Linked DNA regions of Homo sapiens: all the other regions are linked to region 5. Evidence: chromatin loops called from intact Hi-C (ENCODE). Cell type or tissue: heart left ventricle. All regions are shown on one strand. Region 1 overlaps LOC107985242 (a long non-coding RNA gene). Region 2 overlaps LOC124904475 (a long non-coding RNA gene). Region 3 overlaps LINC01031 (long intergenic non-protein coding RNA 1031). Region 4 has its middle 100 kb from the start of LINC01031. Region 5 overlaps CDC73 (cell division cycle 73). Region 6 overlaps LINC01031 (long intergenic non-protein coding RNA 1031). Region 7 overlaps LOC124904475 (a long non-coding RNA gene).

Region 1 (4,000 bases), 1.1 Mb after region 5:
AGTAGGAGGCTGGCGGGGGTAGAAAAGGAAAAGATACACAACTAAATTCCATGCAAGTTTTCATTCCAAGACTATTTTCTCCTGCTCTTCATTTTCTCATTAGGCATTGAGAAAAAAGTGTGGTCTTCTTGGCTGTGGGAGGCAGCATGGCTGGATCTCATGCTGGTTGCTGTGCTTTCTCTGCTGTGCTCTGTCTGGCCCAGCCCATCTGAGACACTGAGAGCTGTTGCTGAGGGCCACTGGCCTAACCACCACCTCTTCCCAGGCAAATGCACATTTGGACTGGTGTAACTTGTGGCCTGTTCTCTTTACATGAATAGTGCTGACCAACCCCTTCACTCATTCCTCATAGGTACTGTGGGCCCTACTAATGACTCTCTCACTTGGCTTACATAAGCTGCTCTCTAGCTTTTAGTAAAACATTACTATTCTTCATGGTAAAGACATCTGATAATCGTCTCCATCAGAGAAGATGACATCTTCCTCTTTGTCTTTCAGGAGATGTGCTAGGTTATGTCCACTTAGGAAGCAGGACCCAACATAGCACTAGACATACAAAAGACTTATTGGGGGAAACAACTGGTTGATGATAGAGGAGAGAGGCAGAGAAAGGAGGGTGAGCTTGCAGATCATGATGTGTAGGTTTGACCCCTGTGAAGGAGAAGGGAAGGAAGAGTTGGTGTGGAGAGTCTCAGACTGTAATGCGGTTCTAAGAAAATTTCTGCCAGTCATATAAAGAGTCATTGAGCTAAAGTCTTCCATTGGCAGAGTTGTGTGTCTCTCAGAAATTAGTCTGCATTATTACTACCAGCATGCCCAGTTGTTGGCTAGAAGGAGCCCAGGAAGGGTGGTCTCTATTTGAAAATGATGGATCCGAGGAAGGCAGCAGCAGTGACTATCGATTTTACCCCAATAATAGAGAACTGTGTGGTCTATTTTCTCGGCCACTGTAGGCGATGCTTCATACAACACAAATCTACTTCTATATGCAGGTTTTGGAAGCAGTTACTTATTGGGAGAGGCAGTTCACCATATCCCCCGAGCATTCCTGTATGTCCTTGTCAAGTGTGCCAAATTGCAAATGGCTAACCACTGTCTGACTGTGAGCAGTTTCTGTATCTAATTATGTGGCAACCAAATAGGTGAAGACCAGCACAGCATGGCTACTGTATAACTGTCCACTCACTAGAAAGGAAACTGTCATTTTTGCTGCCTGCCACAAAAGATGCTAGGTCTTCGGCCCTCAGTTCTTTAGCTGCATCACAATGCACTCTTTTAGTCTCATCTGGGATACTGAGATACCTTATGAGACTTGGAGAAGGGGAGAACTGATATAACCATGTTTATGTTTCTGCTGTGAGTATTAATATGCAGACTTCCTATTATTCGCCAAGTCTCACTGATGCCTTTGGAGTTGTGGCAAGCTTAGTCCTGCCTTTGTCTTTGAGGTTGGAGCACTTTCCTGACAGACACAAGGGGAGGGTTGTTGAGATATACAAACTTTTTTTTATTTTTCCCAGAGGAGAAAAGACAAGGGCCTTATGTGCCAGTTTCAGTGATATGAATTGCTCTTGCTCAAGTGTTGGAAGACAGTGGATGGGGCAGAATAAGTGGATCTTGAGTGCTGCACTAGTTAATAAATAGGAGTAAGTAAATAAATAGACTGAAAGGTAAGAGGTAGGATTGAAATAAGCAGCCCAAATGGTACCATGATTTTTGCTTGTTCTCCTATAAAAATGGAGACCGGGAAGTACTCTGGTCCAACATCAGGAAGGGAAATATAAACTACCTATGTCAAAAGGCAGGTGCATTTGCTTGATGTGTCTGGGGATTTACATAGGCTATGTCATAACAGAGGTTCCTCCATGGAGATTGGTCTCCTCCTACTGGAGGAACTGAGAAGTTAACTGGTTGCCCTAGGATAAATTAGCCTTTCAGCACCTCTCCTACCTGGCCCTGAACCACCACATCCTGATTTACTATCCTTTAGGGAGATTGTATAATAAAGGTAGATCCAAAGTCCCTCCAATTCCAGAGACCAAAAGCTTTAGTCATGGTAGGGACACAGTGGGGCAGGAGGGAAAGTGGAGTATACAAACATTTAAGGCTTTGTTTGGATAACAATGCTCAAGTGGCTGTATAATCCGGTTCTCTTGAGAGGACTGGACCACACATTCGATTTGCTATATTTGGAAAAAGAGGTATATGAGAGAATGGAAGTATCTGTATCTATATCCATCACATTTACTGTGCTGCTACAGGGAACTTGAAATGTCTTGTTATTGTGCCATTAATGAGTGGGTTAAGATGTGCAAGTGAGACTTCTTTCAGGGATGATTTGATGATATTATGATGATTGGCTCCACTAAAACCCAATAGTTCAGGGGTGACTCATTCATTCTGAGCCCTTGGAAATCACGTCTTTCTCAGGCTAGAGTTGTTATACATACTCATTCACAGTTATAAAGGAGCAAGGGACTACTAGGAGGCAGCCAAGTCAATCAACTGAAGTGCCTACACTTTCTTTCCCGAGTCATCTTTAAAAACAGTCCTACCTTATTGTGGTGATCAAGGTTAATTACCTTGACAAGATACTGACTCTTCTTTTTGAGTGCTGGTCCCAGAACCCAGGCAGTCAAAATTTCTCTGATTTGTCAAGACCTCAATGGCTTGTCCTTAATGAAACCTTTGCTGTGGTCCCTGGCAAGAATATGATCCAAGACCTTCAACCTTGCAGAATCAAGAAATATGAGGATAAAATCATGCAGTGAGTCATTGGGACTTAACGGAAGTGGGGCTACTTCTATTCCTACTCCTTGCTTTCTGCAGTGATCTGTTCTTCCCATTGAGGACAGAACACTATATGGGCGGGTGGTGGGTGGAGTGTTCTTTGACTTAATGGATATGCACAAAGGATAAAAATCCATCCTTGGAGAGTGTTGCCTCTGAGTTGGTGCTCCAATTCTGCCTCTAGAAGAATACTTCAATGTTCTTGGAGGATAACTAGTGGAGTGTGTGGTATATGATATAACCAGTGGATCTCACAGTCATGGGCCAACTCACACACCTCTGCACCATGAAGTGGGTTGCCTGTTCAGATGCTATTTTGTGTAGGATTCTGTGACTGTGCATGAGGCATTCCATAAGCCACTGAATAGTGTGCTGACTGGGGTTCTTCAAGAAGGAATGTCAAATCCCCACACAAACTGCTGGCACATCAAAGACAGAAAGGTCCCAATGTAGCTGACTTGCTGCCAAGTGTCATTTTAGTTTCCTTGAAATATAATGTCATGTTGACATAGCTACATTGGTCTCTGTTGCTGACAGGTTGAATCTTTAGGAGCGGCAGAAGCTACTCAACCTTTATAAATGGGAATTAATGCTGATGGGCCTATCACTGCAACCAGGGCCATTTTATTGATGTGCCATTTCACCAGTTCCAGCGCAGCCAATGATGAAAGCTGACTAATGTCAAGTAGTCAACACATTTGAATATTTCATCGTTGAGTGTCTCTTACGTAGTGAATGTTTTCTCATGGGTGTTAAAATGTGATACAAAAATCTTCACACTTTGTATACATTTCCATATGTCTGTTCATATGCTGCTACTCCAGACCTCCTTCATGTCTGGTCTCTCGATTGACATTACCATTGGGTATCTAGTAATCAATATAAATTCTCACCTTGGGCTACATATTTTTCTGAAAAAAAGTGAATGACCATTTGCCCTGGTTATCACTCTGTCTACAAGGAGGATTTTTCCTCACTGTTGTCTTTCAAGGCAATTTTTGGAAAAATGACATAACGAAGCAACAGTCCATTTTCAACTGATACCCACACATAGAGTCAATTAATGATAATACAAACGCAGGCCTTTTTTTTTTTTTTTTTTTTTTTTTTTACCTAATCCACCTGATAACAAGATTTCTCTCTGCTCATAGGATAAGCCAGGGGAAAGGAACTGGGGCAATTGTGGTGGGTGGCATGGAGGTCTGGGCTA
Region 2 (4,000 bases), 760 kb after region 5:
ATGCCCCCGCTAATTTTTGTATTTTTAGTAGAGACAGGGTTTCACTATGTTGGCCAGGCTGGTCTCAAACTCCTGACCTCGTGATCCACCCACCTCAGCCTCCCAAAATGCTGGGATTACAGACATGAGCCACTGCACCTGGCCCAATTTTTTTAATAACAGATATTTATTTGTATTATCATTACATCTAGGATTTCTCCTAGTACTATATTGCTTCGATTTTCTTCAAATATTAAAAACAAGTCTAATTTTACTTGTTTGGTTATGAAATAATTTAGATAGATATAACATTTGCATAAAATTAAATTAGTTCTATCATTTAAATAATCAGCTTCTTTTAGTGTCCTATATAATGCAGAAACATATTAATTTAAAAGACAAGTGGCAGGTTCCTTAGCATCCTGTTGAATGTACCTCATCTGTTCTACACCAAAGATGATTATGAACTTTCCAAGCCTGCTATATGTCAGGACATTCCTGTGTCTCTTTTAGTCATATCAATTTTAACATAAGGCTTTCATTTGTTTGAATTTTCATGCATGTTTCCTCATGATTTAGAATAATAGGCCTACTGGAAAATTAAGTATATGTGCATATGTTATGAAAAATACATAATATAGACTTCATTATTAGAAACACACAATTTATATAAACTATGCCATGGATTATGGAGCTATAATGTAATGAATATTTATTTCTCCCCAAAATTCATATGTTGAAATATTAACCCCCAGATGATGGTATTAGGAGGTGGGGCCTTTGAGAGGTGATTGAGTTATGAGGGTGGAGCCCTCATGAATGAGATTAGTGCCCTTATAAAAGGTTCTGGAGAGATTCCCTCACCGCTTTCACCATGTGAGGACAGAGAAAAAACCACACATGTGTGTGTGTGTGTATATATATATATACACACATATATATATATATATATAGACTTCATATATATATGTGTGTGTGTATATATATAAATATATGTATTTTCCTATATATATAAATATATATATTTTCCTATATATAAATATATATATTTTCCTATATATGGGCCGTTACTAGGCGCTGAAGCTGCCAGCACCTTGATCTTGGACTTCCCAGCTTCCAGAACTCTCAGAAATAAATTTCTATTGTTTATAAGCCAGCCAGTCTATGGCAGTTTGTTACAACAGTCCAAATGGACTAAGAAATGAGCTTTTCATACGAAATCTTTTAGCAGTAATTTGAAATCATTCTAGTAACTTTTGTACACTATGGTGAATTTAATTGTCATTGTCTTCTCCAGTAATTTAATCACCAGTAGGACACAATCTTCTAAGAATCTTGATTGAAAGCCTGCCTATTTTCTTAGCTAAAATCTATTAACCAAAAAGTATTTGCAGAGTATCTTAGGAAAAGACCAACAGGAGTGTCATTTTGGAAAACACTTGGTAAAAGAAGTGATTTCATGAACACTAAATTAAAGTCTATGTACTTCTCTATATAAATAATTATTTAGAATTGAACTGCTGAAGTGAAGGGAAGAAAAATCTTGAATACATACATAATCTCTAAAATATATTCCTCTATGCAGGACATTTTCATAGAGATATTTGCGGTGACTACACATTAAAAGTGATGTGTGTGTGTGCATGTGTGTGCATGCACACATAAGTATATAATGTATAATTACATATTGGACTGTTGTATATATATATACTTGTAAGAGAAAAGATGTTTTGTTAAGCACTACTATACAGATATGTAAATAAATAAAAATATAATACTGAAAAGAAGTTTAATTTTTAAATAACAGAATGTACATATGACAAAATGGGTAATAAGAATATGAGATGGCCTAGGATAAGTGCCAAATTTGTGGTGTGGAAACAAGTTGTGCAAGAAGGAGCTTTAAGAAGGAAGGCAGCATTCCCTACAGGGCAGAGCAGTTAGAAGGTAGGCTGGGTTAGGCCCCATACAGATTTCTGCACATGGGAAATCAGAGAAGGGAAGAAGCAACACAGGGGCCACAGAGTACGTAGTTGGTAAAGAATGCCAGAGGGACGACCTCTAGCAACATCAGCAAGGCTATGTGGTAAGCAAGAGGTTTGCACAGGTTGTAAAGTGAGCTGTGACACACTGTGGTCCAGTAGGATATCATCTGAATTCAAAGGTCAGAAGATTCAATCAGCACGCTGGCAATACTGTCCTCCCATTTAGAGCTCTTTAAACATACCACTGTGGCAACAAAAAAGCCAGCATGGATTACAGCACCAATGCCAGAGTTTTCTCTGAAACACCTATGTGCTTTGTTGGTGACTGGTCTTCCCAGCTCTTGCAGTCTCCTTAGCATTGCTCTGTGCTCTAGATTTGGCATGTTTTTATAGCTCTTGCCACTATTGATGACTGACTTTAACTCCTCTACTTATTTATGTCTCCTTGCTGCATGGTCTGAGAAAGAGGAATCCTTGCTGGTCCTGGGCTCATGGCACAGACTTCTCACTCTCAGGCCCCATAGGAGGGGAATCCATAATATCAGGCACACAATGATAGTCTATTCAACATTAGGTGTCTAAAACTATAAATAATCAGGAGTAAGGAAACTATGAAATCTCTCATCAACTTTATTTTTGCCTTTATTTTTAAAAGACAAACAATGAAACAGAGAATTGTTTGCCGTTTTTTAAAAAGCAACCCAGTGCCATCCTCTGCCTATATTTTATTTTTCATTCTCTCATCTTCTGCTACTCCAAACTATGCTGCTGACAAGACTACCTACTTACCACAGCTCATGTTCTCTGCTTGCTCCCATTCCAAGCCATTTCACAAATCCTCACCTCTCTCCAAATAGCTTTCTCAATCTTCTTTCCAAAAATATGTCACTAGCTTCTCCAAGAACTTACTGACTCCTCTCCTTTCCCTGACAGTTTCTGAAAACCCTTCCAAAAAAGTTTGCCTGGCACTCCAGTCATTCCAGCAAACACTTTTACTGACACTGTGCCAGATTTCCAAAGTGTCCTCTCCTCTGCCTTCTTCTTGTCTAAAGTGTATCCATTCATCCAATTGCAATACCAGCTCACATTTATCTTCATGGACCTGACCACCCCAGCCTGAAGTTAGCACTCCCTTTCCTGAACTTTTGTAAAATTTATTGTCTGAATAATTCATCTGGCAATGAATCATATTATGCCTTGTGACATCTCTTTTATAATTGTTTGTTGCTGTTATTTAAGCTCTTTTCCCCTTCTTCACATGATTATGTGTATTGTCTTTCCTCACAAAACAGCACCTACATGTTTTATATTCTCGACTGTTCCTAGCTCACAGCACTAAAATGTAGACATTTAGTAAATATCTATTGATCCGAGTTGATTTGTATTTTATTGAAACTTGTATGAAGTCTCTCTCATTATTCTGCATTTTTACTTTTTTTTTTTTTTTTTTCAGACAGGGCTCTTGTAGCCCGGGCTGGAGTGCAGTGGTGCAATTTTGCCTCAATGCAGCCTCAGCCTCCTGGGTTCAAGCAATCCTTCCACCTTAGCCTCCCAAATAGCTGGGACTACAGGCATGTGCCACAACACCTGGCTAAGTTTTGTATTTCTGGTAGAGATGAGGTTTTGCCATGTTACCCAGGCTGGTCTTGAACTCCTGAGCTAAAGCGATCCACCTGCCTTGGCCTGCTGAAGTGCTGGGATTACAGTTCATTTTTCCATTTTATCTTATTTAAGGGGTTATAGGTGATTAGTCCAGTCCCTCAAAGACCTATTTCTGCTTCAGCCTATTTTATCTATGAGTGGAAGGATTTTGAGCAGTTAGAAGGGAGGATCAGAATGAACAGAGTCAGAATATTAATGAGAACAACGTATCTTAGTGTAGTTGAATCATAGAACATGTAAAAGGAGGTAAGAAGATAGTGATGAGGTCATTTGATTAGTAATCTAATGAAAATCTACTTAAAATGCATATACCCAAAGGTTCCAACAAAAATTTAAAAGTATTAATAATTTTAAAAATAAAGATTCTAATATTC
Region 3 (4,000 bases), 140 kb after region 5:
ACCTGTCTTTGAGTTTGCAGACTCTTTCTTCTGGTCATTTCTGCTGTTGATGTGCTCTATTGCATTTTTCATTTCGTTCATAGTATTTTTCAGCACCAGGATTTCTGTTGGATTTTTAAAATTATTTCAATCTCTCTGTTAAATTTTGTGTTCTTGTCACTTATTATTTTACTCATTTTGTTGAATTGTTTCTCTGTATTTGTTGAAATTTACTGAGCTTATTTAAAACATTCATTTTGACTTTTCATCAGGTAGTTTATATACTCCGTCTCTTTAGGGTCAGTCACTAGCACCTTCTTTTCTGTCAATTTGGACAAAAAATGTCGTGTTTCTCTGATTGTTCTTGATCTTTGTGTTCATGTTGTTGTCTGCACATTGAAGAAGTAAATGCTTATTTTCGTCTTTGCAGTCTATTTTTGTCTGGGAATGCCCTTCAGTAGTAAGCCTTTTCAGAGTTTCTAGGCAGATCCTCTGTACTGTTCCCAAAGCCTGGCCTGTAAGCCTGCACTGCAGCCATTGCAGCACTAGAAAGCTTCCTAAGCCCAATATCACCATGAGTGCAGTACCTGTCTGGAATTCTGCGTCCTCCAAGGCTAACATAGCATTGGAGTACATGTGAATCTTATAGCAGACTTCTGAGGGCTGCCTTCTGTTAGGGCTTGTCCTGAGTCCAAGGCTGCTGTAGTTGTCCAGTGGTGATGCTAACTGTAGATTGAGTCTGCTTGGCATGGGCTATGGGTTCCCACCTGGTGTTGGGACAAGTCTGGTGGTTCAGTCCATGGGTACTGGCCTGAAGTCAGGGGCTGTGGGACTCTGCCCACTGTTGGCTTTTAGTGTGGTAGGCTCAGTGTTGGGGATCCAATACAAAATTCTATGCTTAATTCCCTACTTTCCCCTAAGCAGGTGGTATCTGTCTCCACGATATGCTGCCTGGGATTGAGGGAGGGGTAACATGGGTAATGGAAAAGTGTCCTTTCTACCCTCTTCATTTGTGTCTTTTCTTATTATTATGATATAACCAGTTAATGTGATCTCTTACCTGGCTTTCTTAACTCTTGTGAAGGTATTTTTGTCCATGGATAGTTGTTCTAATTGATGTATCTGTAAGGAGATGATTGCTGGAGAGTTCTATTCCACCTCTTGCTTTTCCCTCAACCAAAACTCAATTTTTTTTCAATTGCAGTGGTGAACTAGGCATCAAAAATTAGACCTTGATTACTCTTAAATCCATTGAAATATAGATACTGCCATTCCCATCAGGAGGGTGGCTTTCTCTGGTATTCATTGTCACTTCCTCTAATTAAAGACTAACTCCATTATTTACATTCTTGATCCCATAACCTCAAGTTTCTTCCTTACTTTTTTCTATTTGTTATCCTCCCTCTTAACTTGGAGTGGAAGAATATATCTCCCTTCTGTCTCCAGTAAAGAAAGGAGGTAATAGTAGCCCTTCATGACAGGCACTGAATTCCCCACAAGGCTGATGACTTGTTTCTCCCCAGCTTCCTTTTACATTATTTGAAGTGAGAGTGTTTGTTTCTTTACTGGGGCTGTTCTGATCTGATGCTGCTCTATAATCTCTGTGGGGAAGTGAGTCTACTGGCAATGGGCTCTATTTAGAATGTGAGATACTTAGTATTTTTTGTTCTCTGCTTTGGGCATTAGCCTCAATTCCAGGATAAGATAATCTCACTTGACATTCTGTTACATAAGTATGTGCTGATATATTAAAGTATAATATGGGAAATACTGTAATAGATGTATAAGAAAATACAGAGACATAGAAATTTTAGGATTTCTCATATCATCTTGCCCTTTTAGATGAACATTTTAGGTCTTCATTTAGAAATGAGAAGAACAGGAAAGATACCCAGGAAAATGCATGCTTATGGTTTTGATTATATGTTTGTATCCCCTCCGCACTCGTCTGCATTTAATCTGCAATTGGCCTAAGATTCAAGGCTAACATTTAGAGGCAGAATAGGGCTCCAAATACAGTAGGTTCAGTTCAGCTTCAGATGTTGAGAGGGGGCAGGGATACTAACAGGTCAGTGTACGTGGATGTGTCTCCTCTTTCATTATGCTTAGCCCCCTTGCTCTTGCAGGTAGAGAGTTCCAAGGTAGACCACTTAGATTAAAATCAAGGTAATTCAATAATGACTAGATGGAGCAGGCGAAGTCCTAGGATACCTAACTTGGGTATTCATAGGTGTACAACTGACTCTTAGTCTTATCTATCAATTCTGTGAAATGTCCAGGGTCCCATCTGGACTTTAGTAGGTCCTAGTAATGCATAGAAACCCACTTCCATAACCTCTAATTAGGGCTGTTCTTGATTGTGGTAAATGAAGAGACAATCGACATCAAGAGTTCCATTGACCGTGATAAGAAGCTGTAAGTGTAGCCACTGCTTAAAAGTACCATGAACTTCTTAAGTTTAAGCTTGACTGTGCTTCATTCTGCTGCAACTCCAGTATGAATGGTGTGTGTTTGACCATTTGGAGAAAGCAGTTATTAAGAGTACTGCATGTGCTATGCCAGCTGTATGTAATTTTTAGAATATGGCTTTAATTCTCTATTTTGAGAAGACATTTTATTCATTCCCCAGTTGGTCAGCATTCCTGAGAGACACTCAATTCATCAGAGGTTACTTCCAGGGCAAGCCCAGTTGGGAGAGGATATGCACTGATTCTAAAGCATCATGAATGCAGTCCTTTCAAAGGGAAGCAGCTTTGTTTTAACTCCAGATGCCACCATGTTCTGTTAGACAGCAGCTGTCATCCCACGGATCAGATTTTTAAATATATTACTAAAAAACAATGTAAGGAATTCAAAAAGTACTGTGAGTTATTTCAGAGATGTTTGGAATGATACTCTTTTTTTTTATTTGAGAAACTTGCTTAGTAGAAACTGTTGTGTATGCTACTGAATGACACTAGGTCCAAAGTGGATAAACATTTCCTTATAGGGTAACTTATAGCAAAAACAACATTTTCTCCCTGTTATCTCAGATGCTGGTTTCAACATTCAGGATGGTCTATATTTACATTTTTAGCACAGAACAGAATTTGATAAAAACAAACTTCTTTTTTATATTCTATTTTTATTGAGTTAGAATTTTCATACAGTGAAGTGCACAGATCTTAAGTGTATGTACAATTTAATAAGTTTGATAAATATATATTCCTGTGTAAGTATCATTACAGTCAAGATAAAGAACATTTTCTCATTCCTACTTCTATCCTCCCCATCCGCTATAGGCAAACATTTTTTCGCTTTTTCTCAGCATAAATTAGTGTTGTCTGTTCTAGGGCTTCCTATAAATACAAACGTATGCAGTGTTTTATGTCTAACTTCTTTTGCCCAACATTATGCTTTCCAGGTTCATTCATATTTTTGGATATATCAGTAGTTTTATGAGTTTGTGGGATCTGTAAGTTAATTTTTTTTCACCAAATGTGGAAAATTTTTAACCATTATTTCAAGTATTTTTTTGTTATCCATTTCTCCTTCCTATATTTTTTGAAACTCCAATTGCATATGGTCAGACTATTTGATATTGTCACTGAAGCTCTGCTTTTTTTTTCCTTAATTATTTTCTCTTTTCCTTCGAATGAATTTCTATTGATACAACTTCAAGTTCACTAACTTTTTATTCTCCAATTTGCTCTTGCATTCATCTAGTGAAATTTTTACTCCAGGTATTATAATTTTCTGTTCTAAAATTTTCATTTAGTTATTTTTTATAGTTTCCATTTCTGTGTTGAAATTATTATGACTTATTTTTAAGTTCTTAAACATATTTGTTATAGCTTCTTTAAAGTCTTAGTTTGTCAATTCCAACATATAGGTCATTTCAGGAACTGTTTCTACTGACTGCTTTATTTTTTCTTGGTTATGGGTCACCTTTACTTAGTATTTAAAATGTGAAGTAATTCAAAAAATTATATACACATGGCTGGGCGCGGTGGCTTAGCCTGTAATCCCAGCACTTTGGGAG
Region 4 (4,000 bases), 220 kb after region 5:
TTTAAAAAATGCCTTTGTGTCTGTGGATAACTCAACAGCCTTTGACTGTATTTTCTCTGTAGTAGAGAGGTTGTTTATGGCTTATTTGGAATATGTTTCTTTTTCTTGCACTTACTTGTTACTTTCACATATTTGGTCTCTTATACTTACTTAGTTTATGCCAAACAGCAAATCTAAGAAATCTTGAAGTAAAAATGCCTGTAAATTATTTTGAGCTGTTTTATTAAGGTGGTAGTTTTGCTATTGCATTTCTCCTGCCCCTCTATAATGATGTAGACTATATATGGAGGTACCAGAATTTAAGCAATTGGCATTGCTTTGTTAATACATTTACATCTTGATGAATATGCCATCATCATCATCATTTTTGGAGGCTGCAGTAATTACATGTTATAACCATTTAACATTGGTTTAAATATGTGAGAATTATTTCTTTCTATGCGCTATCATTCTATACATACGGGAAATAAGACAGAAAAGATTACGCAGCAAATATAAACGATTAAAAAATTTAAAAAGTTATGTTCTAAAAATCATCTATGATTTGTTTGGAGATAGGTTAGAGGTGACAAACACCATCTGTGATGGTAAGTTTTATGTGTTAATATGACTAGGCCATGGGATGCCCTGATGTCTGTTTAGATGTTATTTCTAGGTATGTCTATGAGGATGTTTCTGGGAGAGATTGACATTTAAACTGGTAAATTAAGTAAAGCAGATGGCCCTCCCCAAAGAGCATCATTCAATTCTTTGAGCGCCTGAAAATAACTGGATGGGCATCATCCAATTTTTTTATGTTTTGACAATGTCTAGTTCTGTCACCCAGGCTGGAGTGCAGTGGGGTGATCTCTGCTCACTGTACAACCTCTGCTTCCCGTTCAAGCAATTCTCCTGCCTCAGCCTCCCGAGTAGCTGAGACTATAGGCGCACGCTGCCACGCCTGGCTAAGTTTTTGTATTTTAGTAGAGAAGGGGTTTCACCGTGTTGCCAGACTGGTCTCGAACTCTGAGCTCAGGCAATCCGCCTGCCTCGGCCTCCCAAAGTGCTAGGATTACAGGTGTGAGCCACCGCACCTGGTCGGGCATCATCCAATTCTTTGAACACCTGAAAAGAACAAAAAGGCAGAGGAAGATTGGATTTGTGCTCTCCTCTGCCTGTCTGCTTGAATTGGACGTCAGTCTTCTGTCCTCGGTGCTCCTTGTTCTTAAGCCTTCAGGCTGGGTCCGGAGTCTACATCATCGGTCCTCTGGCTCTCAGGCCTTTGAACTACACCACAGGCTTTTCTGGGTCTACGGCTTGCAGATGTCAGATCATAGGACTTCTCAGCCTCTGTAATCAGTGAGTCAATAACTTATTGATATAAGTTATCTCTATAACCGTCTGTCTATCTATCGATCTATCTATCTATCTATCTATCTATCTATCTATCTATCTATCTATCCATCCATCCATCCATCATCTGTCTATCTCTCTATCTACCTAATCTCTATAGGTTCTGTTTCTCTGGAGAATCCTAATTCACCATTTAAATATACACTTGCTAGATATAGGAACATTAGTTTGTATTTGGAACATTTAGATAGTTATCCATATATCAACAAAGTTGTTATAGTGATCAAGGCAGCAGTGAGCCTCCTATTTTCTTCTCTGTCAGACGTTTTGTCCTACCAAACCCATGGCTGGAATTGCTCCAAAAGTGGCGGCAGGGGAATTTCTGCAGGGAAGTTCCCCAAACCATCCAGAGATGGGGCTGGTTAAGATTCTAAAGAAAGAAGCACTAAACGCCAGGGTGATGAATCTAAGGAATTTATTAGGGGAACTTACAGAGCGCTGCTCCAGTCCTTGTGGCGGACAGTGAGAGAAAGGGGCTGTTCTACCTAGGTATGTCTGAAATGAGGGAGTCATGTAGGAAGTTTTTATCAAGGGTTGAGGAATTTGGCTCAGGGCCCGGGGCCAGTTTCTTTTAGTGTTTTGAGCAACAACCTAGATAACTTTTTCAGTGTCTGGAAATGTTCAAGGCCGTGGTTTCGGTTCAAGCCTGCTGGAAAAAACTGCAGCTGGCGAGGTCACAGAGCAGCCAAGGCACTTCATGATTTGGGGTCAGGACATAGAAAGAAAGGGTGAGGGTGAGTCTGGGGGAACCTGCACAGAAGTAACAGGTTTATCTAAATGGTATATGTAATATAATGTAAATTATATGTATTTTTTGTTATAGTTACATTTTTATAGCACACACATATATGTAGACTTCATGTTTTTTTTAAGGTTAAAGACTTATGATAGTTGGTAGTAAGCTAATTTTTTCATCTTCTTTCCCTGTATTATGTGGAAGAGATTCTTTAGCAATCAATCTTTTAAGATATGGACTCCTTTTTAAAAACACACAATAAAATATCATTTTCCTAGAATCATTCAACTTCTCACTTCTTAATTCATATCCCATTTTCCTCCCAAACAATAAAAAAATTCACATAATATCGTCTGGCAATAATTTCTTGGAAGGCCTTTCATCATGGAAAAATGCCTTCAGTTTGGGTAGGTGCAGTGGTACAAATAACATTTGATTTCAGGGTGACCAGAAAACTATCAAACTAAATTGGCTGCTTATTGAAAAACACTCCTTGTATAATCTTTTTTCCTTACCTATAATCTTGTATTGGCAATGGCATAAGTACTGTGAAAGTTCTTCACAGTTTTCAAGCCTTTTGTTCTTAGGACACCTTTAGACTCTTAAAAATTATTGAGGCCCCTGAAGAGCTTTTGTTTATGTGTGTTATACCTAAGTATGTTTAGTAGATTCAAACTAAAAACTGAGAATATCTAAAAATATGTATTGATAATTTATTTTAAAAAATCCCATTACATGTTAAAATAAATAACATTTTAATAAAAATCTTATTTTCCAAAACTAAAAAAAAAAAAAAAAAGAAAAAACACTTTAGTTAGACGAGTGGCATTGTTTCACATTTTTGCAAGTTCCTTTAATGTCCGGATTAACTGAAGACAGCTAGATTCTGATATCTGTTTCTGCGTTCAATTTCTTGCAATATCACTGATCATGGAGCCTCTGAAAAACTTCGCTATATGCTGATGAAAGAATGAAAATAGAACAGTCAAATAGTATCTTAGTATGATTATGAAAATAGTTTTCACCTCATGGACTCCCTGAAAAGGTCTTAAGGACCCACAGGGGTTCCAGGCCATACTTTGTGAACCACTGTGATAGATTATACAAATGTGGCTATCCTTATACATCTTTATTGTAGAATAAAAACATTCATGAGAACCATTATTGCAGAGTGGTATAGGAGTGTTACAGTCTAGGGTTTGAAGAGCAGCTCTGCTATTCAGTTGTTTTGATATATTGGGAGAGTTAAACTTTTAAACCTCAGTTTCCTCATCTGAAAAATGGGGATAATAATATGTACTTCATGGGTTGTTTTTAAGGATTGGTATTCTTAGATACCTTCAATCTTTTGTGGTTTTAGTTATTATAAAGTTATTACTGAGAAACTGATGGACTTTGGGTATATTGATAAAGGACCCTTTCTGGTCCTCCAAAGTGGAGAACCTGGCTCTGTATTGTAAATTCAGAAAACCAGTGGATGGCAAAAAGATATTGTGGCACCTCTATGTAAAATTACTGCCACCTACTACTACTAGTATTATTCTATGTTATAGTGAAGACACTGAGGCTCACAGCGGTCGAGTCACTTGGAAAAGACCAATGCCAGCAGGAGAGGTGGAATGGTAATCTGCATGGTCCACCTACAGAATCCACACCTTTAACTAGTACCCTATACAGATTAACTAGTACTCCTAACTAGTACCCTCTCTAGGTAGTATTTTAATTGTCATACTACAGATTTTGGAATTTAAATCTAGAGTTTAATTTTTGTCATTTTCTGAGTACATTCCATATTATAGAAAAATTATTAAAATTTACCCCCATTATTAGATTTACCATGGGGCCACTGTTAAAAATAAGGGGTATCTAATG
Region 5 (4,000 bases):
TTGATTAACTACTGTGTACCAACATGTGCATTTAGGCATAGCTTATTAAGTATAGGGGATACAAAGTTGATTTAGAGACATTCCCTACCCCTTTCTCCAGGAAAGGACTAAATAATTATTATTCTTTTGCCAGTTCTTTTGATTGGATTTTTTTAATGTCTCCCTGGATTATTATAGATTTTGATTATTAAGAGAGTTATATGGGTAACGTATTCATTAGTGGGTCCCTCCAGTATCGGATTGAGTCCCTGAATTTCCAGTGGGACCCCCCCGCCCCGAACTGCTTGTTATGGGACAAGTATTTAAACAGCAAGAAACTTCCAAATATTACTAACAAAAGGTGCCTATGTACTTAACTGGAATTTACTTCATACTTTAAAAGTACAGCTGCAACCTCTTTCTTTCTGTCTGTCTGTTTTTTTTTTTTTTTGGAGACAGAGTTTTGCTCTATTGCCCAGGCTGGGGTACAGTGGCACGATCTTGTCTCACTGCAACCTCTGCTTCCCAGGTTCAAGAGATTCTCGTGCTTCAGCCTGCCGAGTACCTGGGATTACAGGCGTGTGCCACCACACCCGGCTAATTGTTGTATTTTTACTAGAAGTGAGGTTTTACTATGTTGCCCAGGCCAGTCTCAAACTCCTGACCTCAGGTGATCCACCTGCCTTGGCCTCCCAAAGTGCTAGGATTACAGACGTGAGCCACAGTGCCCAGCCAACCTGTTTGTTAAATTTAAGTTAAGCTAGTTAAGAACTTTACGTAAAGTTCAGGAAAACAGGGCAGATGTGAGATAAAAGTTCCTTTAGTAACTTTTTGTAGCAACCTACATGTTTCCAGTCAAGAGAAACTGTAAAAATCTTATGACAGGAGAGCTTGTAGAAGTTCTTCCTTTAGTCTAGTTTCTTTTAACATCTGAATTCTATGGTTAAACTAATTCAGTAAATGTGACAGGTTTCTTTTTCAGATTCAGCAAACTGGCAGCTATTTTGTTAAGTTTTATAGTTATAAATGGCTTGTAATTGTCACTTGCATAAGTCTATTTTTAATCCTACAACACATCCGTGATGGCAAAATAGGTGGCCGTTACTATGTGCATCATGGCCAGAGCTGTCCAGGCCGGTTTTAGCATTTTCCTGGGCATGTCTAGTATAGACTTCAAGGAGTCAGAATTTAAAGACAGGAATTGTAATGCCTCCTAATTGTCAGTTTTTACTGGGTATAGGAATAATTATTTTTGTATTCATGTAGTTAATGGTTTTGAATGATTATTACATGTTGAATCAGATGTAAATCTGCTGTTCAAGTGGCTACTAAATAGTAACTCATGGAGTTACATCATCTGTTTATCTATGTATGTACATTCAACAATATGTCCTTGGTAAAAAGATTAAAAGAGAAAGGTAGGGGGAGAGCACTTCAACCAGGGTGGATGATTTTCATCTAATGGGAATGAGCAAAATCCTTGAGTAACATTAGAAGGGAGACATGAATCTGGTCTTCTTATATTGGTCTCCTTTCCTGTTTGTGCTTTATTATGAGTGGTTGGTCCCTGAATTCAAGGAATTAATTTCAGCTAGGACTTACCAGAAATACCAGCTATTTTTTCCCATGTTGGACAAAAATCTTAATGTTTTAGATCAGGTATAATTTCCACCATACCACTCTGAAAACTGTCACTTGACACAATTATTTAGAGACCAATTTTAGTTTTATTGAGATGACTAGACAATTTTGCATGATGTTTGCTTGGAGTTTATTTCTCTTGACTGTTTTTATTTATAATCAGATGCAGTCTTTTTCATTACATAAGGGATTTGGACAAATGGCTTGTTTTTGGTTATTTAATATTAGTATAGGTAGTTTCCCCTTTTTGAAGAGAAGTCAAATGTTTATTAAAAGCTTGTAATTTTCCTCTAAAGTCAGTGGATGATTTATGAACCAGCTTTACTTTCCTTGAACTCACAAAGCAAGAATTAGCCTGATTGCAAATAAGCAATCTCAGAATGACCACAAGTGTCAGTGTTTGCCTGCCTTATTTTTCTCCTTCAGTTTTCTTGTGCAGCAGATAGGCATGTTGTTTAAGAATTTCTTTTGACTTGAAAACAAAGCTAAATTTAAGTGTCTCTTTCAGAACTAATTATAGACACCTTTATCTGTTTTAATTCATGCAAACTATTAACAATGAGCATTTACAATCAGCAGTGATTTGGCAAATACTTTATTATGCTTGTGTATTCCTTGGTTTTTCTGAGGCACAGCTGTTTCAGTCAGGAATAATACTCTTAGAGCTGTGGTTCTCAAGGGGGCAGTGGTAGGGGTAGTACTGATTTCTACGAGGTGTTCTAGAAGTTTGTGAGGATGTTTCTAGTTAACAGAATGATTTTTAAGGGCATTTTAGGGCCAGGGTAGGTAGTAGTCCAGTAGTGTGTGGGACAGTCTTTGTAAACAGCAAAGACTAGCTCTGTGTTCTGCAGGACTTCTGAGTGTTTCATTGGCTATCTGTGTAGGTGAAACACTTTTTTATAATTAAGTAAATTTAAAACATTGTTGGAACATAAAGTATATTTTGTTCAGTTTTAACGTGCACTGAATTATCTAGAAATGTAACTACAGTGTACAGTGAGGGAAGCTTGTACTTTGCTTTGTTCTAAACTTGGCCAATGGTTCACCATATCAAAAAATGAAATTGTGTTCATGGCATTTGAGTCACCAATATACCAGTCTATGGGCATTTGTAATTGTTACATTCACTATGACTTTATGTATAGGTATTAGCATCTGGTTAGTATATCTTCTGGTATAATCATGTCTGAGACTTACATACTGAAATGCATATTTTTATCATAAATCTCTCTTTTTGTTTGTTTTTTGAGACAGTCTCGCTCTGTTGCCCAGGCTGGAGTGCAGTGGCGTGATCTTGGCTCACTGCAACTTCCACCTCCCAGTTTCAAGTGATTCTCCTTCGTCAGCCACCCGAGTAGCTGGGATTACAGGCGTGTGCCACCACACTTGGCTAATTTTTGTATTTTTAGTAGAGTCGCGGTTTCGTCATGTTGCAGGCTGGTCTCAAACTCCTAACCTCAAGTGATCTGCCCACCTCGTCCTCCCAAAGTGCGGGGGATTATAGGCCTGAGCCACCACACCTGGCCTCTATCATTAATGTCTTTAAAAATTTTATTTGTATTAGTGTATTAATTTTTAAAATATATATGTAGATTGGTTGTATTACCTGTGCATTTCATTTCAGGTAGTTAAGAGGGGTCATTGTAAAGTATTTCTTATATAAATACTTGTTCCATGTAAAGTAAATATAAAGGGCATGTGTTGAATTTGATAGAACTGTGACATCCACTGGGTCAGCACCTTTGAATAAATTATTTCAGGCAGCTTACTCTCCATTCTCTGCAAACCCAGCATATTCTTGATATTTAAAATTATTAACACTATTAATTTATTTAAAGTATAACAAACAATTTGTAAATTCAAGTATATGTAAAATATCGAAACTTAAAATTCTACTAAAACTTTGCAAAGAGGCATAGTTACCCTAATATAAATTATTAGTATCAGAAAGTATTTATTTTAATGGCTGTAGTAGATACGAATAGAAAGCAAGTGTTGGGAGCCAAGCATGGTAGCTCATGCCTGTAATTCCAGCACTTTGGGAGGCCGAGATGAGCGAATCACCTGAGATTGTGAGTTCAAGACCAGCCTGGCTGACATGGCAAAACCCCATCTCTACTAAAAATACAAAAATCAGCCAGACGTGGTGGTACATGCCTGTAATCCCAGCTACCTGGGAGGCTGAGGCACGAGAATCACTTGGACCTGGGAGGCGGAAATTGCAGTGAGCCGAGATCGCGCCACTGCACTCCAGCCTGGGCGACAGAGTGAGACACTGTCTCATAAAAGACAAAACAAGAAAGCAAGTGTTGGAAGTAAGTAAATAGAATTTTTTTTTCCTAAAGGGCTTTTTTGAAGAAAGAAGGGAACATTGAACATG
Region 6 (4,000 bases), 160 kb after region 5:
GAGTTAAGCTGTAATTGGTACTATAGGTACACCAGTAATTTTTTTTTTTGCCAGTATTTTATCAAGGGGGAGATTTGTAGAAGATTAGTAAGGTCAGAGAAGTTTAATTTTTGAATTAATTGTATCAAGTGTATGGCATTAAGATAATGGTTGTTTGCAACTTAACTTTGGAAGGGGATCATCATTTATTAGTCCTTTTTGGTATTGAAATTTTCTATTTTTTATAAAAGCATTATCATATAAATCAAATAGGAATCTCACAGCTTTTTTGTTATATCTTTCAGAATATTACTCTTCTATTTTAAGCTTACAGTAAAAATGTGATTTCAGAGTCCCAGTGTTGCAGTACTCAACTATGTAGTTCTTCCTGAGGTAGATGAAATGTTAGGATCAGATTTGTATCAACTTCCAGATTATTGGTTTTCCTCTCACTTTCTTCTTTGACTTTGGAAAAACAGCTGGCAAGGTTGATTTGAGACCTTTTATGACTTCTCTCACTCACAGACTCAACTATTTTAGCACTGACCTTTGTCTCTCTCTCAGGGATAGAGATAACTTGATACTACTAGTCACAGAGAATGAAATTGAACATCAAGGGGAGAGACAAGTAAACTAGAGAGAAGCAATACCAGTGAATTTTAAGGCAAAAAAGAATGGAAATTCCCTGTGGGTATTTTCACACAGAATCAGGTTATAAAAGCAGATAAAAATGTTTTATTGTTTTAGTTTCTTTGTCTGAAGACATAAAAAGAGCAGCAGATATGGGGAGGGAGGATGGGCCATAAAGTCTTACTTGAAAAAGAGCTCTGATAATCTTGTTAGGCTGAATTTAGACTGTTACAGAATGTCTTTTTTTCTTTTTTACCTCTTCTACTTGTAAATGCATTTATGAGTTCTTTCTGAATTTTGAGTATCTGTGTTTCACCTGAAAGCCTGCATCAGATAGAGCTGACAGATTGCCAGTTCTTTTGTCACCAAAACATTGTCCTTTTTCCACCCGTGTAACTATGTCTGCCAAAATTAAGGTATATTCACATGAAAGGAACTTGCTTATAAGTCATTATCAAGTGCATATGTGTTACCACCACGATTTGTTTTTATCATGATGTTCATAACTATCTGGCATATATGTGTTTATTTGTTTGCTTGTTATTTGTGTCCTCCCTTTGGATGGTAACTTTTATAAGGAAAAATATGCATCTTATGAATCTATATTCCATCAGTTAGAGCAGTGTCAGGTACACAGTGGCTGTTAGATGTTGGCTAAACAAATGGATAAATGAGTCATCTTAGGCAGATATTTTTCTGCAGTGAAATTGTGCCCTGTCTTGACTTTGCAGAAATTTCTCACCACTGTTTGGAGATATACACCTGTATGTCCAACTGCCTGCTTGACTTTTCCACTTGAATGTCTAGCAGGAATCTCACATGTCCACAATATTCCTCCTTATTTTTCAAACCAAGTCCATTCTTAGTCAGATATATGTCATAGACATCTCAAGTAAAGATGCAAGTAAAGGGTTACTCTCCCTGTGTATAATCCTACAAGTTTAGACAGCTCTACCTCCAAAAAAGTTGTTTAACCTATCTACTTTTTTTTCATCTTTTCATTTTCCACTTGGACAAGCTACTACTGTCTCTCATGTGGACCTCTGCAATGACCTCTAAGTGGTCTCTCTGTTTCTAGTCTTGCCATTCTACCATCTATTCTCCACGTAGCAGTTAAAGCGTTACTTAAAAATTATAAACCACTGTCGAGTGCCTTCCCTCTACCATTAGAATAAAATACAAACTCTTTATTATCGCCTTAAAGATTTCCATATTCCGGTTTCTGCCTTCTCTTCTACTTCATCTCATTCTACCTTTCTTACTAAACTCCAGGCACAATGACCTTCTTCCCATTCATCAACCAGGCCAAAGTCACATCTAAATCTAGGGCCTGTGGAACTTGCTATATCCTTTGTTTAGAATGCTCTGCTCCCTATCTTGTCATTGCCAGGTCATCTTGTCATTCAGAAATCAGCTCCAGTCTCCAAAGGGGTCCTCAGTCGTGCTTCATTACATTCTCTAATTTATTTTCTTTGTAGAACTTAAACTATATAAAATAACCACATAAACTTCTTTTCTAGAACAGAAGCTCCATGAGAGCTGAAAGCAAGGACTTTGTCTTTCTTATTCCCTGTCCTATTCCTAGGGCCTAGAACAGTGCCTGGCATATACTAGTAGGTGCTCAATAAAATATCATAAGTATAGACATATCAATGAATATGTAGAGATATGTATTCACAAAAGTTCAAAAGATAGCTAAAATATCCTTGCTGTTTTTGTTGAATATGAAAATGTTTTAGACTTGCTAAAACTATCAGTTGACATAGAGATAACGAAGGAAGCAAAAGACACATAGTTTTTTGAGCTCTAAGCTTATGGAGCAGAGGCAGAGGTGGGGAAAAGCCTGTATGTTCATGTGACTAGAGAAGCAATCCAGCGCGTGTAAGTGGTTTTGTTATTAGGATGGACGTGCCAGTCTCTCTATTACTGCGTCTTCCTGCCAGCTGCCATTTCTCTGAGACATTAGAGTGTCAACTTGAAAAGGCTATGTTCCATAAGTCTTACTTAAGGAGCCATCAATGCTTTTTCTTTTAAAAAGTGAGAGTTTCAATTAAGTTTTAGAAAGTAAGGTTATCTTTGAGTTGTAAATAATATGTTAACATTGTGCTGGATCCTAAAAAGCTAAGTACATTAACTTGGAATGTGCTGAGCTAGTGGTAAATTGATATCCAGCCTGCAGTTGCCAGAGGAGAATTTTTGTCTTGTCTTCACAAAGAAGACAAGAAGAGAAAATGCAAGGGAGTCTGGGTCAATTAATTGCCTACCAGAGCACTGCCCTATGTATTTCAAGCAGGGAAAACGGAAGAGGGCTGACTGGTTTACTCTGTAAGTAGATTCTTGCTGGGGGAGCTCAGTTTCAAAATCCTAGAAACCATATGTGTCAGTTTAATCAGAGTTTGGCCCGGAGGAGAATTAAAATGAAAGGAAATTCCACAATTAGAAGGTGTGGAAGTAGAAAGCAGACTAAATCAAGCTTTTAGAGAGGCAGTGTGGGCTGGTGAGATTACATTCTTAGGGTGTATAATAGGCCAAGGTTTTTATTTCCAGATTCTTTCACTTAAGAGCTTCTATGTCTGAATTCTAGTGGAATGGAGGCCTGTCTCAAGCTTTTTTTCTCCTCCATTGTAAGGGCCTCACCTTTGTCATTTTTACCTACAAATCCAAAAAGGGATAGTGCCAGGTTGGTGTGAGGTCTAAATAGAATTTTGTAGTAAAGGCCTGGACTAGAAGCTTCGCTTTAAAATAGTTTTCTTCTTCCTTTCCAGCATGTATTTCCTATTCTGTCTGGTTGGCTTGCTGCTTAAAAATCAGAATACAGAAGAGAAGACAGTCTTGTGGAGGGTCAAAGGAGCCACTGTTTGTAGTTATTTGGGATCTTTGAGGAAACCCCTGCTAAAATAACTTGATTGTAAGTTATGGATTGCTTATTGCTAATTAACATTGACATGTAACTGTGTGCATGGAATGTGGCCCAATTAAGTGGAATGGAGCTAGGGCAGAGCCTGGCTGCATTCCCAGTATGATGGAGAGAATGAAGAGTTTAGGAACTGAGTTTAGAAGTTTTGAGGATGAAAATATTTTTAGTCTTAGGAAACCCAGCACTCAAAACCTTGTGAGAGGAACATATAAAAAAAAAAAGCAGCACGCAACAAAAGACCCAACATCCCACCAATCAGCAATTAGAAAATGGTCTAGAAATGGTTTTATTATTCACATATATGCCGGCTTCCTCTACCCCCTTTAGGAACTTTATTCCAGTGTTCATTTCTTTTACCACCTTCTCTATTTTCCTAACAATATAGGACTAGCCCTTCAATTTGCAAATGATTTAAAGTGTTCCATTTTCAAGGTACTGGGGATAAAAAGATGAATACACCAATCTGCACCTTAA
Region 7 (4,000 bases), 880 kb after region 5:
CTGGGTGGCCCTTTTTTCATTATCTTAAGCTATCGTTAGTCTTCTCTAATACCATTACCTGTTTTTGCCCCTTTCGACCCAGAAGTGAAAACACCGTACCACTGTTGTTATTTTCTGGATTCTTCACAGCCCTTTCTGATTCCCCAAACCTGTCCAGGTTTGATAATTAGTACTTCTATTAAATCATCTACCTGTGAGTGTTTCATATATTTTCTGCTATGACCCTGATTATCACATTATTAATGTTCCAATTCTTTTAGTTGAAGGAAGTGAGACTCAGAAAATCTAAGTGTATTTGAAGGAGAGAAATGTGGTGGTTTGAATTGTTTTAATCTGGTTCAGCTGGGATCTATGTTTCCTAGAGTTCTCTTCCCAGAGTGGTTCCAGGTTTGAGTTGGCTGGATGAAAACATTCACGTCACTTGGAAAGCAAAAGTGGAGCAGAGCCTACTGTTCCCTGAAGTTTGTGGTCAGATGTAGTAAGGGACAAATGCAGAGGTACCTGCCCAGTCACGCTTGTCCTTGCTCTCTTCTGTGTCATGCTGCCCTTTTTTCTGACTAATGACTCCTTTGACAAATAGTGGTTACAGGCCTAACACAAGATGCTTTACTGAAAAGTCATAGTATTTGATGGAAAGAGGCAGAAGCTAGCATCTTTAGTGGATAATGCTTGTGATGAAAGTCCATGTGGAACATGAGGTCCAACTATCACAGTCATTCCAATTATTTTAGCTGAGGCCAGAGACCTGTCACCTCCAGTCCCAGTCAAGGCCTTCAAATGACTGCAGCCATATGAGTGTCTCCAGGCAAGAACAACAGAGGAAACACATTCTCAAATCTTGAGAAATAATGCATTATTGTTGTTTTAAGCCACTAAGTTTGGGGATTTTTTAAAATGCAGCACATAGAAATGAATACACATAAGTAGAGCATTGCAATAGTAATAATTTTGAAAAGCTTAAAATATATGACATTACCTTTGGAAAATGACGATAGGAAGAATCTACAAGGGAGTCAAAAAAGCTTCTACTGGAGACTAATAAAGCCCTGAGAAAAGCCATCAGAAGCTCGAGAAAAGGAAATCTTTTCTCCAGCAGAAAATTTGGCAAATGTTGGCAGAAAAATTGGCAAAATATTGCCTGTGGCAACTTGGAAGATAGAAGCTGGTAAGAACTGTTGGATCTGTCTAAGGAAGCTTTCGGGGAGAGCGTTGACAATGCCAATTGGCTTCTTTTAGTGTCATCTGGTCAGATATGGGAAGAAAGAGATAATCTAAAAATAGAATTGTACTGTTTTCAAACAGAGCTTTGAGGAAATAATGAGGACCAATTTTTTTTTGTTTGGAAAAATAAATCATCTCCTTAGTCTCCTCAGTCAGCATAACTTGATTAAAGTGAGACCTAGTGCTACAATTGAAATAAAGGTATATCTATAATACCTTTTGTTAAGACTTTGAAAAATGTGAAATGGTGTCAAGTAAACACTCTTATCTAGAGCAAAAGCATTCTAAAAATCACAGGAGTGTTTTCAAAATGCCCTCACATGCCCCGAAATAACATTGGATAGAACTCCAAGTAGGTAACAGGGCTAATCCCAAGTGGCACTAATATAAGAGCTACTAGATTTCCATCACGACTTTTAGTGTGGTTTGTTATGAAATACTAGGTAACTAATGCAAGCTACTCTTCATAATTATGTGTAACTGGAAGTGGGATTTAATCCTCATTCAATAGTCTTTTAGAATAATAAAATTAATGTGACCCCTAAACTCAATTTTAGAACTACAAACAGATATTTTTAGAGTAAGTCTTCTTGGGAAAATCCCACTCTCCAAAGGGCTTACAATGTCAGTGCTGGTCACTTTTCTTCAGTATTGTAACATGAATCACTTTTGAGAGAATGAGATTCACAGCCACTATCAGAAGCCAGGGACCTGGTATAAGTGAGTATGCTACCCATGCTACTTCCAAATCTGGAAGAGGCATTTTCTAATTCAAACAGTAAACTCAAATTTTCCACCTTTAGATAGCAGCATCATCTCCATCTAACACCAAGCCGCTGGCCCTGCCTGACTGCTGGGTGTTAGATTTAGGCAAGTCTCCTCTAACTCTGCCCGGAATCAAGGTCATCTTGCTCCCTGAGGGGCTACCGCATGGTGCAGGCTGCGTGTAGGCTTGGAGTCACACGTGACTGGCAGGCTGCCATCTTGGAAACCCTCCCCACTCAGTGCTGCCAATCTCCATGTTAGTGCTGCCAAGGTGCTGAAACTGATGGTTTCTGTTGAAGAAAGACAGTCACCCTGTTTTACGTCAACCCTGACCACAGCTGCAGTGATGACATTCCTGGTTTAATAGTGGTTCCTCATGGGGCGCAAGGGTAAAAAAAAAAAAAAGTGAAGAGAAAAACTTCCTTCTTAAACTTACTAATTGTTGCCTTCCACCAAGCCATGCTAATTAGAATGTACGTATAAAAATTGTTTGCCCTCACAAACACAACTGTTGTTTATGAAGCAGATCTGGAGTAACAAAGTAGCTTAAAGCAAGAGAGATGCCCAGCATCTGCAAGAGACTCTTTCCTGAACCAGCCCCACTCTAACTAGCACTGGCCATATCTAGGTTTCTCTTGCCATATGGTGAGTACCTGCCTAGGGGCCCTGAGTATCTAGTTCAACTGCTGAACATAGGTTGTGCCATTTCAACCTAACATATTATAATCTAATACTATTGAACCCTAAAAGGGGCAAAATTGGAGTTTCTTTTCTTTTTCTCAAATGACACATTGGTGTATGTGAAAATGTACTCTTCCCAAACAATGCTTGTGTTCCACATCTAAGGAGGGTAAAAATAATGTGGTCAGTGGAAAGGAAACAAAAAGTGGCAAAAAAATTATTTCTAGCAGATGAGCTATCAGTCTCAAAATTGATTCATTATTTCACAACACCTGGAGTGACTGTCAAGTCTCCCTTAAGTGTTTTATGCTCTTTATGGGCTTAAGATTTTCTTTCTATGTCTAAAGTATGAGAAAAAGAGATACTTAAAGGATATTTTAAAGGCGGAAAAGAAGCCGTAAGGATTTTCTTTCATAAAATCTGGAGAGGACTACTCTGTTTCTGAACTGTCAATCTAACATCTACTAAAACATTTTGGCATCCATTTCCCTCGGAGTTGTCAAATGTGTCATTGATGATAGTTTTGCATCATAGAAGGGAAAGGGGATATTAAGAGCTTAATTCTCAACATTTGTCAGTTAGTGGTGTCACCGATGGCTTAAGGAAGAGGAAGTCTAATTTCTGGGAACGTGTCACCTGAGGTCTTGCAGGGTGACGGAGTGTGTGAAGAGGGAAAGGGAATGGGTATTTATTGAAGGTTTATTATGCGTTTACTGCTTCCATATTTCAAATTCTCCCCAAGTCTATGATAACAAACTTGTCTTCCAGTTTCACAAGAGAGAACTGTCGCCCAAAACGGTCAAGTAAATTTCCAGAGGTCCCATACCCCTTAGAGTACCCTGGGATGGGGGTTCAGGATGAGCTAACTCTAGAGGCTATGCTCTCCTCACTGAATCATATTACTTAGTACATGTGTGGAGACATGTGTATAATGAGAGGACATGAATATGCTATTTCTCTTCATAAAGCCATAGGTAAATAACAAGCATGGTAATCAAGATTATAAGAAAATGAATAGGTGGCCCAAATCCCTAAATGAAGATATTATGTGTTATAAAATATTAAATATTATAATAGTTTAAGCTATTATGAGGAGTACTGCTGCTGCCAGCAAGACTATCATTTTATCCCCAACAGGAAATTATTTTTAAAAATGTGATGTGTTTATTTTAAAGCCCCTGGGCATATGTACAAGAACACAAACAACATTTACATATCTATTATCTATAAACTGACACTGCATTTGCCAGGCATTTGACACAATTAAGCAAATGCTTGACTGAACAGATGGGTCTTATAAGGATCCCTAAGGGCATGTCTACATTAACTATGC

What was found. A loop is a pair of places that touch in the nucleus more often than their neighbours do. Peaks named below come from ENCODE experiments on the same cell type or tissue, not always from the same donor. Only the 100,000 strongest peaks of a DNase experiment are listed, where the experiment ranks them.
Region 1: it touches region 5 in a loop (9-fold over the local background); 43 of 110 quality-filtered maps call a loop at or near these places.
Region 2: it touches region 5 in a loop (7-fold over the local background); 9 of 110 quality-filtered maps call a loop at or near these places.
Region 3: it touches region 5 in a loop (1.9-fold over the local background); 23 of 110 quality-filtered maps call a loop at or near these places.
Region 4: a loop joins it to region 5, with 5 times the contacts of the local background. A loop is called at or near these places in 39 of 110 quality-filtered maps.
Region 6: it touches region 5 in a loop (4-fold over the local background); 25 of 110 quality-filtered maps call a loop at or near these places.
Region 7: it touches region 5 in a loop (14-fold over the local background); 14 of 110 quality-filtered maps call a loop at or near these places.

Annotation. Positions count from the first base shown.
Region 1 is chr1:194,294,004-194,298,003 of GRCh38, forward strand. The region is part of intron 2 of LOC107985242 (a long non-coding RNA gene); the gene reads right to left. The region is part of intron 1 of LOC105371670 (a long non-coding RNA gene); the gene reads right to left. Among named protein-coding and RNA genes, the nearest start is that of LINC01031, 990 kb to the left of the region's middle. In heart left ventricle, a CTCF peak has its summit at 1,884; no DNase peak of the experiment used is centred here.
Region 2 is chr1:193,950,192-193,954,191 of GRCh38, forward strand. All of the region lies in intron 5 of LOC124904475 (a long non-coding RNA gene), which reads left to right. Among named protein-coding and RNA genes, the nearest start is that of LINC01031, 650 kb to the left of the region's middle. In heart left ventricle, no CTCF peak of the experiment used is centred here; no DNase peak of the experiment used is centred here; H3K27ac peaks cover 1,910 bases.
Region 3 is chr1:193,333,324-193,337,323 of GRCh38, forward strand. The region is part of intron 1 of LINC01031 (long intergenic non-protein coding RNA 1031); the gene reads left to right. Among named protein-coding and RNA genes, the nearest start is that of LINC01031, 31 kb to the left of the region's middle. In heart left ventricle, no CTCF peak of the experiment used is centred here; no DNase peak of the experiment used is centred here.
Region 4 is chr1:193,407,181-193,411,180 of GRCh38, forward strand. No RefSeq gene overlaps it. Among named protein-coding and RNA genes, the nearest start is that of LINC01031, 100 kb to the left of the region's middle. In heart left ventricle, no CTCF peak of the experiment used is centred here; DNase peaks (open chromatin) are centred at 1,710 and 1,971; H3K4me3 peaks cover 755 bases; H3K27ac peaks cover 1,879 bases.
Region 5 is chr1:193,188,541-193,192,540 of GRCh38, forward strand. All of the region lies in intron 10 of CDC73 (cell division cycle 73), which reads left to right. Among named protein-coding and RNA genes, the nearest start is that of B3GALT2, 3.9 kb to the left of the region's middle. In heart left ventricle, a CTCF peak has its summit at 2,011; no DNase peak of the experiment used is centred here; H3K4me3 peaks cover 281 bases; H3K27ac peaks cover 1,411 bases.
Region 6 is chr1:193,345,759-193,349,758 of GRCh38, forward strand. LINC01031 (long intergenic non-protein coding RNA 1031) reads left to right here. Exons shown (of 4, transcript NR_125789.1): 2 at 3,375-3,517. Among named protein-coding and RNA genes, the nearest start is that of LINC01031, 43 kb to the left of the region's middle. In heart left ventricle, no CTCF peak of the experiment used is centred here; no DNase peak of the experiment used is centred here.
Region 7 is chr1:194,067,433-194,071,432 of GRCh38, forward strand. The region is part of intron 5 of LOC124904475 (a long non-coding RNA gene); the gene reads left to right. Among named protein-coding and RNA genes, the nearest start is that of LINC01031, 760 kb to the left of the region's middle. In heart left ventricle, no CTCF peak of the experiment used is centred here; a DNase peak (open chromatin) is centred at 2,169; H3K27ac peaks cover 3,221 bases.